2 separate regions of the Homo sapiens genome follow, and region 1 is linked to region 2. A link is an interaction called in ENCODE POLR2A ChIA-PET data of the cell type or tissue named here. Cell type or tissue: PC-9. All regions are shown on one strand.

Region 1 (5,000 bases), 600 kb after region 2:
CTAGAAACGGGTGTTGGGAGCAAACTGAGTGGCTGTTTTCTGTTTTCCCATTGGAGAAAAAACTGTTTTGTATCTACTAGGAACCATTTGTGAAGTGACTGAAAGATGGGATGAGATGGGATGAAAGATTGGTACATTTTTACAGAGTGCTGATTGGTGCATTAACAATCCTTTAGCCAGACACAGAGCACTGATTGGTGACTTTACAATCTGCTAGCTAAAGAGAAAAGTTCTCCAAGTCTCCACTCAACCCAGGAAGTCCAGGTGGCTTCACCTCTCACTGCTTTTTGTTTGTTTGTTTTTGAGACGGAGTCTTGCTCTGATGCCCAGGCTGGAGTGCAGTGGTGTGATCTTGGCTCACTGCAACCTCTGTCTCCCAGGTTCAAGCAATTCTCCTGCCTCAGCATCCTGAATAGCTGCGATTACAGGCACCCACCATCACTCCCATCTAACTTTTGTATTTTTAGTAGAGACAGACTGGTTTCAAACTCCTGACCTCAGGTGATCCACCCACCTCGGCCTGCCAAAGTGCTGGGATTACAGGCATGAGCTGTGCCTGGCCACATCCTGCTTTAGAAGGCTTGTGCTAGCTGCAGTGGGAAGAGCTGGAGCCTGGCCACAGTAGCTTCCCTGCCCTGTCCAAACAGAAAATCCATTCCAGGCTTTTGTGAGATTGAGGATTCTGTGAATGAATTATTAAACATGACAACCTTTTGCAAAGTTCTCTTGGGTAACAGTATCATTGGAGTTTCTGTTTGTTCACGATGAGTCAACAAATTCAACACAGCCCAAAGTTGGAAAGTAGGGAGGGAGAGAGAAAGGAAGGAAAGAAGAGTTGGGGGAGGGAGGGAAGGAATGAGGGAAGAGTAAGGAATAGAGAAAACAGACAGAAAAAGACAGAAAGAGAGTAAAGGAAGGAAGGGAGCAAGGAAGGAAGGAAAGAAGGAAGGAAGAAAGAAGGAAAGAAAGAAAGAAAGAAAGAAAGAAAGAAAGAAAGAAAGAAAGAAAGAAAGAAAGAGAAAGGAAGGAAGGAAGAAAGGAAGGAAGGAAAGAAAGAAAAGAAAAGATTAAGAAAGAAGCCTGGCCAACATGGTGATACTCCCTCTCTACTAAAAATACAGAAATTAGGTAGGTGTGGTGGTGAGAGGTGTAGCCAGCTGGACTTCTGGGTTGGGTGGGGACTCGGAGAAATTTTCTATCTTACAAGAGGATTGTAAGATGCACCAATCAGCACTCTGTAGCTAGGATTGTAAAATGCACCAATCAGTGCTCTGTGGCTAGCTAGAGGTTTGTAAAATGGACTAATCAGCACTCTGTAAAATGGACCAATCAGTGCTCCGTATAATGGACCAATCAGCGCTCTGTAAAATGGACCAATCAGCACTCTGTAAAATAGACCAATCAGCACTCTGTAAAATGGACCAATCAGCACTCTGTAAAATGGACCAATCAACAGGAAGTGGGTAGGGACAAATAAGGGAATTAAAGCTGGTCACCCCAGCCCCCAGCAGCAACGCTTAGGCAACCCGCTTAGGTACCCTTACAGGATGTGGAAGCATTGTTCTTCCGCTGTTCAAAATAAATCTTCCTGCTGCTCACTCTTTGGGTCTGTGCCATCTTTAAGAACTGTAACACTCACTGTGAAGGTCCGCTGCTCCAGTCTTGAAGTCAGCCAGACCACAAAACCACTGGAAGGAATCAACTCCAGACACAGTGGCACATGTCTGTAATCCCAGCTACTTGGGAGGCTGAGACAGGAGAATTGCTTGAACCTAGGAGGTGGAAGTTGCAGTGAGCCGAGATTGTGCCACTGCACTCCAGCCTGGGCGACACAGTGAGACCCTGTGTAAAAGAAAGAGAGAAAGCAAAGCAAAGAAGGAAGAAAAAACAAAGGCTTTCTTTCCCTGTGATGGTTTCCCTGTGAAATGGAGTCTAGGGAGGAGAGGTGAGAAGCAGCGTTTCAATTTTAAAAGTTACAATTGCAGGTTCAGTGCAGAGATGGTCAAATCCCGACCTGATTGGAGTCAGCTGTAACTAGTTGGTAGTCAGCAGTCTAGGGAACATGATATAGGCCTGTGCCATGCTGTGACATGCCATGACAGGCCAGGGCCACGTCACAGCATCTGTTTCAGCCTGCCGGTAGTGGGTTTTTCTGTCTTTTACATGTTCTTGTTGATGAGTTGGCTTTGGTTGAATCTTGAAATGGAATTGAATCTCTAGGCTGTGGCTTACGACAGCTCATAGAAGGCAATTGGCATGATATTTTGCACCTATGAGTGAAAAATGTTAACACTTCATTGATGTTTGTTAAATTATCTACTTCAACATTAATAATACATGCATGGTCCGGGCATGGTGTCTCACACCTGTAATCCCAGCATTTTGGGAGGCCAAGGCAGGTGGATCACTTGAGCTCAAGTGTTTGAAACTAGCCTGGCCAACATGGTGAAACCCTGTGTCTGCTAAAAATCCTAAAATTAGCCACATAGGTGGCTCGTATCTGTAGTCCCAGCTGCTTGGGAGGCCTGAGAATCACTTGAACCTAGGAGGTGGAGATTGCAGTGAGCCAAGATTATGCCACTGGAATCCAGCCTGGGTGACAGATAGAGACTCCATCTCAAAAATAAATAAATAAATACATGCATGCCTCATAATCTGGTGGTCACAAAGTCTCCTGGATCTGCACATGGGGCACCTTATTTTCCCAGTGTATACTGGATGATATGCAGTGCTAGTATTGTTGAAATAGTAAATCCTTTGTGACTATAAACCTAAATAACAGAGAGAGGTCCCTAAAAGAAAAATATTTCTCTGGGAATAGACCACTGCAATGGGAGTATGCATGCCACAGTAAACTATGTGTATATTTGGGAAAATAAAGGAAAACAAAAATTTTTTAAGGAAAAAATGAGGATTATCTAATTTCTTTGAATTAATTAGCCTTGGCTCCAAAGATCAATCACGAAAGTGGTGTTAGTCTGAGGTTGGACAGGCAGTTGTTCAGAGGTCCTTGCAGAGTATGTTTTCTGTTCAGTTGGAATGGCCTTTGCTCAAGGTTGTGGTGTTCGCCGTCTTTCGTGGTACTTTTGGTTTTCAGGTGTACAACCATTAGAACCCTCTTTTCATGGTCTTCCCAGCTGTATTTGTCAGAGTCTTTTGTTTGTTTTTTAACATTAGTGACTCCATTTTGATTCTGACCATTTTCATGTGATGCACAGAATAAAGAAATGTGTATTATTCATAAAAATATTCCTTCTAGAACCACTTAGCTATGAATCAGTGAGGAGGGATATCTTTTTTAGATAATTGAGATTAAGAAGGTATATCTATTAGCTGTTTTCGTGTAACAACCCAACTGGTTATTACAGCAACCATTTATTTGCTCGTGATTTTGTGGGTTGGCAATTTGGGCAGGAATCAGCTGATAAGCCGATCTCAGAACCACGTGGTATCAGCTGGGTTTCCTCACCTCTGTGGGCCTCACTGGGTGGACTGGGTTGTCAGGGAAGACAGGGACCCTCTTTATGTGTTTTCCGTTTTCCATGAGGCTAACTTGGGCTTGTTCATAGGTAGCAGCATTGTAGGAGGCCTACCCTTGGAATGTGTGCAGTGTCACTTCTGTCACCTTCTATTGATCAAAGCAAGTCTCAAGGCCAGGACGGGGCCAAGGAGTAGGGAAATAGATTTCACCTCTTGAGGGGATTTGTTACAAGGAATTTTCGCTAATAGTTTTTTTTTTTTCTTAGGTGGAGTCTCGCTCTGTCACCCAGGCTGGAGTGCAGTTGCCCAATCTCAGCTCACTACAACCTCTGCCTCCCGGGTTCAAGCAATTCTCCTGCCTCAGCCTCCCAAGTAGCTAGGACTACAGGTGCACACCACCACACCCAGCTAATTATTGTGTTTTTGTTAGAGACGAGGTTACACCATGGTGGCCAGGATGGTCTCAATCTCCTGACCTTGGGATCTGCCTGCCTTGGCCTCCCAAAGTGCTGGGATTACAGGCGTGAGCCACTGCACCTGGCATAATTTTGGCTACTCTTAATCAACCCCAGAAGGTTTAATAAGAACTTTGATTAGCTACTTTCTAGCTTCATGAATTTACCAAGCTATTCCTGGTTTTGCACCTTTAAGAAACTCATTTTTTAAATCTGATGAATATATGTCCATAAGAAGCTTTACTTGGTTAAAATTAAATACATACAAAATTGACAGAAAAATTATTTTGTCAAAGAAAAATGAACGAAGAGTAGTGTCATTTTTCATTGTCACATTCATTTCTCTAAGAAATGGATCTGTCCTTCAACATCTCCTCCTAGCCCATACTGTTTGAATATAGAGGGCTCTTGGGCCATGGTCCGGGGATTATTTATAATCAGCAACAAGGGGTTACAGTGTCATGGCTTACAATTTGGTGGGGTGGGACCAGGGACTAGTTGGAGTTTTTTGTTTTGGTCGTCATAATTTATTTGAAGCAGGGAGCTTGGCTCTCCACCCTTTGTACTTATTAGTCCACCAAACATCTGCCCAGTCACCACTGGGACTTTTAACACTCCATACTTATACATGCTTGATTTTTTGTGGTATAGACATAGACACTTATCAACATGGGCTAGCTTCTTTTGACCTTGCTCATCTCCATACGGGATGACTGAACAGGCATCAAACTGAAGGGTTAAAAAATGACTAGCCTGAGTTACACTGATGACAAGATGACCTTCTGTTGAAAAGAAAAAAGAGAATAAATAAGTGATTATTAAGCTCTTTTTAGAGTTAATTTGGTGGGGGTGGGCTGTGGAGTGACAGTTCATGATTCTGGAGGTGGCGGCACCTTCTTGACTCGGGTGTGATGAGTCCATCCTCTTTCTGTTGTCCAGACTGCAGTCTCAGTACATAGGAGCACTAGGTAGGGTCCTTCCCAGGCTGGTTCGAGCTTCCTTTTCTTCTACCCTTGGATGAGAACATGGTCTCAAGGCCAATGCTGATGTTCTGGAAACTCCAGG
Region 2 (5,000 bases):
CACCCACCTTGGCCTCCCAAAGTGCTGGGATTACAGGCATGAGCCACCATGCCTGGCCAGAAGATATTTTAAAAATAATAATAAAAAAGATAACCTTTTATCCCATCATACACATAAAACCACTGTTAATATTCTACCAATATTTTCTTCCTGTACTGATGTATTTTTACATAATCATGATGTTGAATGTAATGTTTTTTCACTAGATTTAGTAAACATTTTTCAAAGCTGTTAAATATTCTTCAAAAACATGATCAATGGCTGTGCAATAGTTCATGTGGGATCATCCATTACACTATTACTAGACAAATTGTTTCCACTTTTCACCATTATAAGTGAAGACGCTGTGTGAATCGTGTTTGGAATCTGATTTTTCTCAGGTGATCTACCTATAAGTGCAATCATTGGATCAAGGGTAGAAATATCTTTTAGTGATCTTGCTAAATACTGCCTAACTGGCCTACAGAAAATTTGCTAATCATAGTCCCTCTAATTGTATATAAAAGTGCCCACTTTGTTATACTCTTTTAAAAAATTCTTTTCACTCCGTTTTAAATCAGAAGGGCTTTGTCCAGTTGGTCTCTGAAACAGTGGTCTGCACACTGTATTTTACATATGTGTATTTTCCAGTATGGGATAAGTTTCGGCTGATATGGTTTGGCTGTGTCCCTACCCAAATCTCATCTTGAATTATAGCTCCCATAATCCCCACATTGTGGGAGGGACCCAGTGGGAGGTAATTGGATCATGGGGGTGGGTTTCCCCCATACTGTACTCATGGTAGTGAGTCTCATGATATCTGATGGTTTTATAAAGGGCATTTCCCCTGCACATGTTCTCTTGCCTGCTGCCATGTAAGATGTGCTTTTGCTCTTCCTTTGCCTTTCACCATGATTGTGAGGCCTCCCTAACCATGTGGAACTATGAGTCCATTAAACCTCTTTTTCTTTTCAAATTACTGGGTATCTCTTCATAGCAGTATGAAAATGGACTAATACAACAGCATTCACCAGGAAGTGACTAGGAACACAGAGCTTCAAGCTTTGTGAGGCACAAGGTACTGGGGCCATGATACCAAATGGCCTCCTGGAAGCCCCAGCAGGGAGTCCCAGGTGGTGTTCAGCAGCAAAATGAGTCGTGGCCCTGGGAAGGGACCTGAAGGCTACACAGCCCTGATGATCAGTTTCTGAGGGGACCCCTCTGGGGGAACAGCTCCCTCCTCTTTCCCAGAGCTGACTGGAAGGTCTGTCTCATTCTACACACTGCATTTGTTACAGAAAGGGACCAAGTGGGGAAAATAAAGAACATGGAACAGGCTGAGAGAGAGGGCAGCTCCATTCAAAGGACCTAGGTGTATGCCAAAAATGAGAATGAAGATTGACCAGCGACTTCTTTGGCAGAGACCTGGGCAGGCTGGCTGATGGAGAGCTGGGGCCTGTGAATACAGTAAGGGTGGGGTCCACACTGCCACCGCCTCCCCTCAGATGCCGCTTCTCTGGACTCAGCAGCACTGGGCAGTCTGCCCAGTTCTGCCCGTGGCTTCTGCTCCAGAGAAGCCCAGTGGGGACAGTCAGAGTGGAGGAGTGAGGGGCTGTCCCAGCAGAAGCCCTGGCTGCTGCCTTGGGTGGCACTGTCAAAGGCTCTGGAGGTCCCAGAGGGCCAAGGGTCTGAAGACTCGGGTTTGAATGTAGTTGAGAGATTCTTGGAGCAATGATGCTTGTTACGGAAGGAATTATTGGGAATTGAAAAGGTGGCATTAGTCTGGGATGATAAGGAGTTTTAACCATTTGAGTCCATGGTATGGGAAAAATTGCCGACGGGAACATATTTTGTATGGTTTTGCTTATTTAGTAAATGTTTGTAAAAGCCTATATCTGTGCTTTTAATGGGTTTGGGTATTTTAGGGTGTGGAATAGATTTCCAGGACTTCCCTGATTTATACCATCATGCTGTGGAAAAGAAGGTTTGACCTCCTCCATTGTTCAGGACCAACTGGGAAGGGACTTGGGGATGCCTTTGTTTAAACACTCCCTCTCACTTTTCCCATTTGAATTCTGTTACACTGGGGTTCCAAAAAAAATTATTAAACGTTTTGCTTTGAAAACAGCTGCCTTTTTAAAAATTAATGTGGCTCCTCGGGGAGATTGCATCAGCCACCTTGCGGCAGCTCCTGCCAGACGCCAGGAGCCTTTGTTTTGACTTCCTCATTTTCTCTCAACTGACCTTTTAATGTAGAGCAAAACAAAACGAGCCAAGAAGCCCAGGACCAGGCATGTGGAGAAGGTGGTGGCCTCTCACCTTTTTATATTCAGTCCCAGCTCTTATGAGGCTCGCCATCATCTGGTGCGACTTGGAACTTGAACTTGGAATTCTCTGGTGAGGCCCAGCTTCCCCTCTTGCCTTGTGCAGTCCAGCACCTGCTCAGCTGCTCAGGCTGTGTATGAATACATTCCCATCTGCCCATCCTCAGCCACCCCCCAGCTCCTAGAGTCCTACTCTACTTTCTGCTTCTCTAAATCTGATCCATGCAGCAAGAGCATTCCTGGGCTCCTTCAGCCCACACTCTGGTTTAGCTATAAATTAGGATTTATTCTCCACTCTAGTGTCATGTCTCTGAGGAACAGTCTTCAGTTTTGTTATTTTGATACACAGTAGGGGCTCTTTTTTTTGTTTTTTTTTTTTAAATGAGCGAATGAAAATGCTACATAGGCTCCCTGAGTTCTTTCATGTACGAATCCTGGTTACACATCTTAGGACAGCAGAGCTGCCTGAGGGAGGGTTGTGTTTAATGTCGTATGCATGCTCAGCACAGTGCTGGCATGGCCCATCCATGCTTTCTGTTGAACTATGGACAGAATTCAGGAACTTGTGTATGGAGAGGGTGGAAGTCAGTCCTCGCTTCTTTCCCTAAACATTTTGCAGTGACAGCATATGGATCTTTGGTTGGAAACCCCATGACACTCTTCTCTACTTCCCCATGGGCCTTCCCTGGTTTTTGTTTTTCTTTTCTTAAACAATCCTGGTAATGACACTTCCACCACAATGAGCTTTTAAATGTCCTTTAATGATAAGCCAGTGTTTCCTTCAGAGGGCAAAGGGGAGACTGCTGAGTCACTGTGGCCATTTTTAGATAAACCTTTTCCTGTTTATAATAACACATGCTGATTGTAGGAAACTAGAAAATACATGAAAGTGCAGAGAAAAGACTAAAAGTCATCTATACTTCAGGTCGTAGAAATAACCACTCTGAACAGCACACTTCTTTTTACACTATTGTTTTACACTGTTGGGATTACATAAATATATATGTTTGTATCCCACTTTGTGAACATCATTCTATGTGAACTAGAAATGGTTCCTAAACATTAAGGGCTGCATATAGCTGTATCATAGTTTATAGTTTATACATAGATGCTTTGTAACATTATTTTATAATGCTATGAATGCTATGGTGAATATTTTTGTGAATCAACTTATGTTTCCACCAGCAGTTTCAGAGAGTGCCTGTCTCATCCCATCCTCCCCAGTATTGCATATTCTTGAGTCTTTTATTCTTTGATAATGACAAATGATGAATCATTGATAGTTTTTCTTCATAATAAGTAAAGTTTAACATTTTCAAGTGTTTGTTGACCATCTGTATTTCTTCTTTTGTGAAGTGCTGTCAGTTCTTTTGCTATTTTAAAAATAATTTTGAGTTTCAGTTTTTGTTTGTTGGTCTGTATGAACCCTTTAAAAATAAAGGCTGTTAGCCTTTTGCCATCTTAGTTGTGACAGTAAAGTATAATGCTTTGCTGCACTAGGTCCTCTGGAACAAGATGCAGATTTAGATTCCAGGTCAGCATGTAACTTGACCACTGTCACTCAAGAGTTACAGCCTGAGCAGGGCCTTAGGAGGGAGATGATTTCTGCTTAAAGGCGATACAAATTCCTAGTTAGGGAAATAGAAGGAAAGTATTCTCAGGAGATTAATTTAAGGCAGCTTTTTTGTTGGTTTAAGCACCTCTAACATTTTCATACTAATAAGGGAGAATGGGATGGCGGCTGAAAGAGACACAAATATTGTATCATTTAATTCTAAATTATGTATTTGTCAGGTTCTTATTGAAAGAGTAAATTTTCGAAAGGATCAAGATGGCTATCTAAACACAGGTAGTATGTGCCTCCACCATGGTGAGAAACCAGAATAGTAAGTGGATCCATTTTGAACAGATTGTCTAGGAGAGAATGCTAGGATAAACCAGAAAAGATATGGGAAACATGAGAAGTAAGGAGAGGATTCGAGGCAGCTTGCCCAGCTGGGAACCGACTGAGAGTCGGGAGAGGCTCCTGATGTGGGGAAACAGTAAGAGAGAACCCCCTAGGGCTCCAAAACAAACTTTTATAATCTTGGCCACGGAAGGAAACCTCGACCCACTGGGCCAGGGCCTGGGCCTGACATTCGGAGCTGCCTAAACATTGCACAGAGGCATTGCTCCAGAAAGGAAACCAATACAAAATCTCACATGCATCTGAACCTGGAGCAGCCTCAGCAGGGTGCCATTTTGAGAGCCTAGATACTGGGACTCTACAGACATGGCTCTTGCTGCCGAGCTGCTTCAAGGAGGGAGACGGGAGAGCAGGTGCTCCCATGCACCCCTGGGAGGGTCTGCTGCCCTGCTGTGGGCTGCTATTGAGACAGATGTGAGTAGACACCCCTCCCCACAGCTTCTTTTCCACACTGCTTGTCTGGGAGGGACACTCTCTGATCCCAGGCCCAAGGTAGCATTTTGAGAGTTTAATGCTGGGCTGCATTCCCCTCCCAGCCTGAGTTTGGGCTGATGAGGCTGTAGCTGCCTCTTGGCTAAGGAAGGATAGGGAAATCAGGCCATCCTACACATATCTAGGACAAGACCCCCTGCCCTGCCATGGGCTGCTGTGAGACCGAGATGTGGCCATCCTGTGTGTTCCACAGCTTGTTGCCAATGCTGCTTACTTGTGAGGTGCTCCTCCCTCTCTGG

Evidence for each region. Peaks named below come from ENCODE experiments on the same cell type or tissue, not always from the same donor. Only the 100,000 strongest peaks of a DNase experiment are listed, where the experiment ranks them.
Region 1: POLR2A ChIA-PET joins it to region 2 with 7 read pairs; 1 of 35 experiments calls an interaction of 5 or more read pairs at or near these places.

The regions. Positions count from the first base shown.
Region 1 is chr7:134,558,851-134,563,850 of GRCh38, reverse strand. All of the region lies in intron 2 of AKR1B15 (aldo-keto reductase family 1 member B15), which reads right to left. Among named protein-coding and RNA genes, the nearest start is that of AKR1B15, 12 kb to the right of the region's middle. RefSeq lists an enhancer at 213-1,412. In PC-9, no CTCF peak of the experiment used is centred here; a DNase peak (open chromatin) is centred at 670; H3K4me3 peaks cover 420 bases; H3K27ac peaks cover 1,985 bases.
Region 2 is chr7:135,158,418-135,163,417 of GRCh38, reverse strand. The region is part of intron 1 of TMEM140 (transmembrane protein 140); the gene reads right to left. It also overlaps a transcript of CYREN not described here. Among named protein-coding and RNA genes, the nearest start is that of CYREN, 9.8 kb to the left of the region's middle. RefSeq lists enhancers at 2,103-2,152, 2,233-2,322. In PC-9, no CTCF peak of the experiment used is centred here; no DNase peak of the experiment used is centred here; H3K27ac peaks cover 1,525 bases.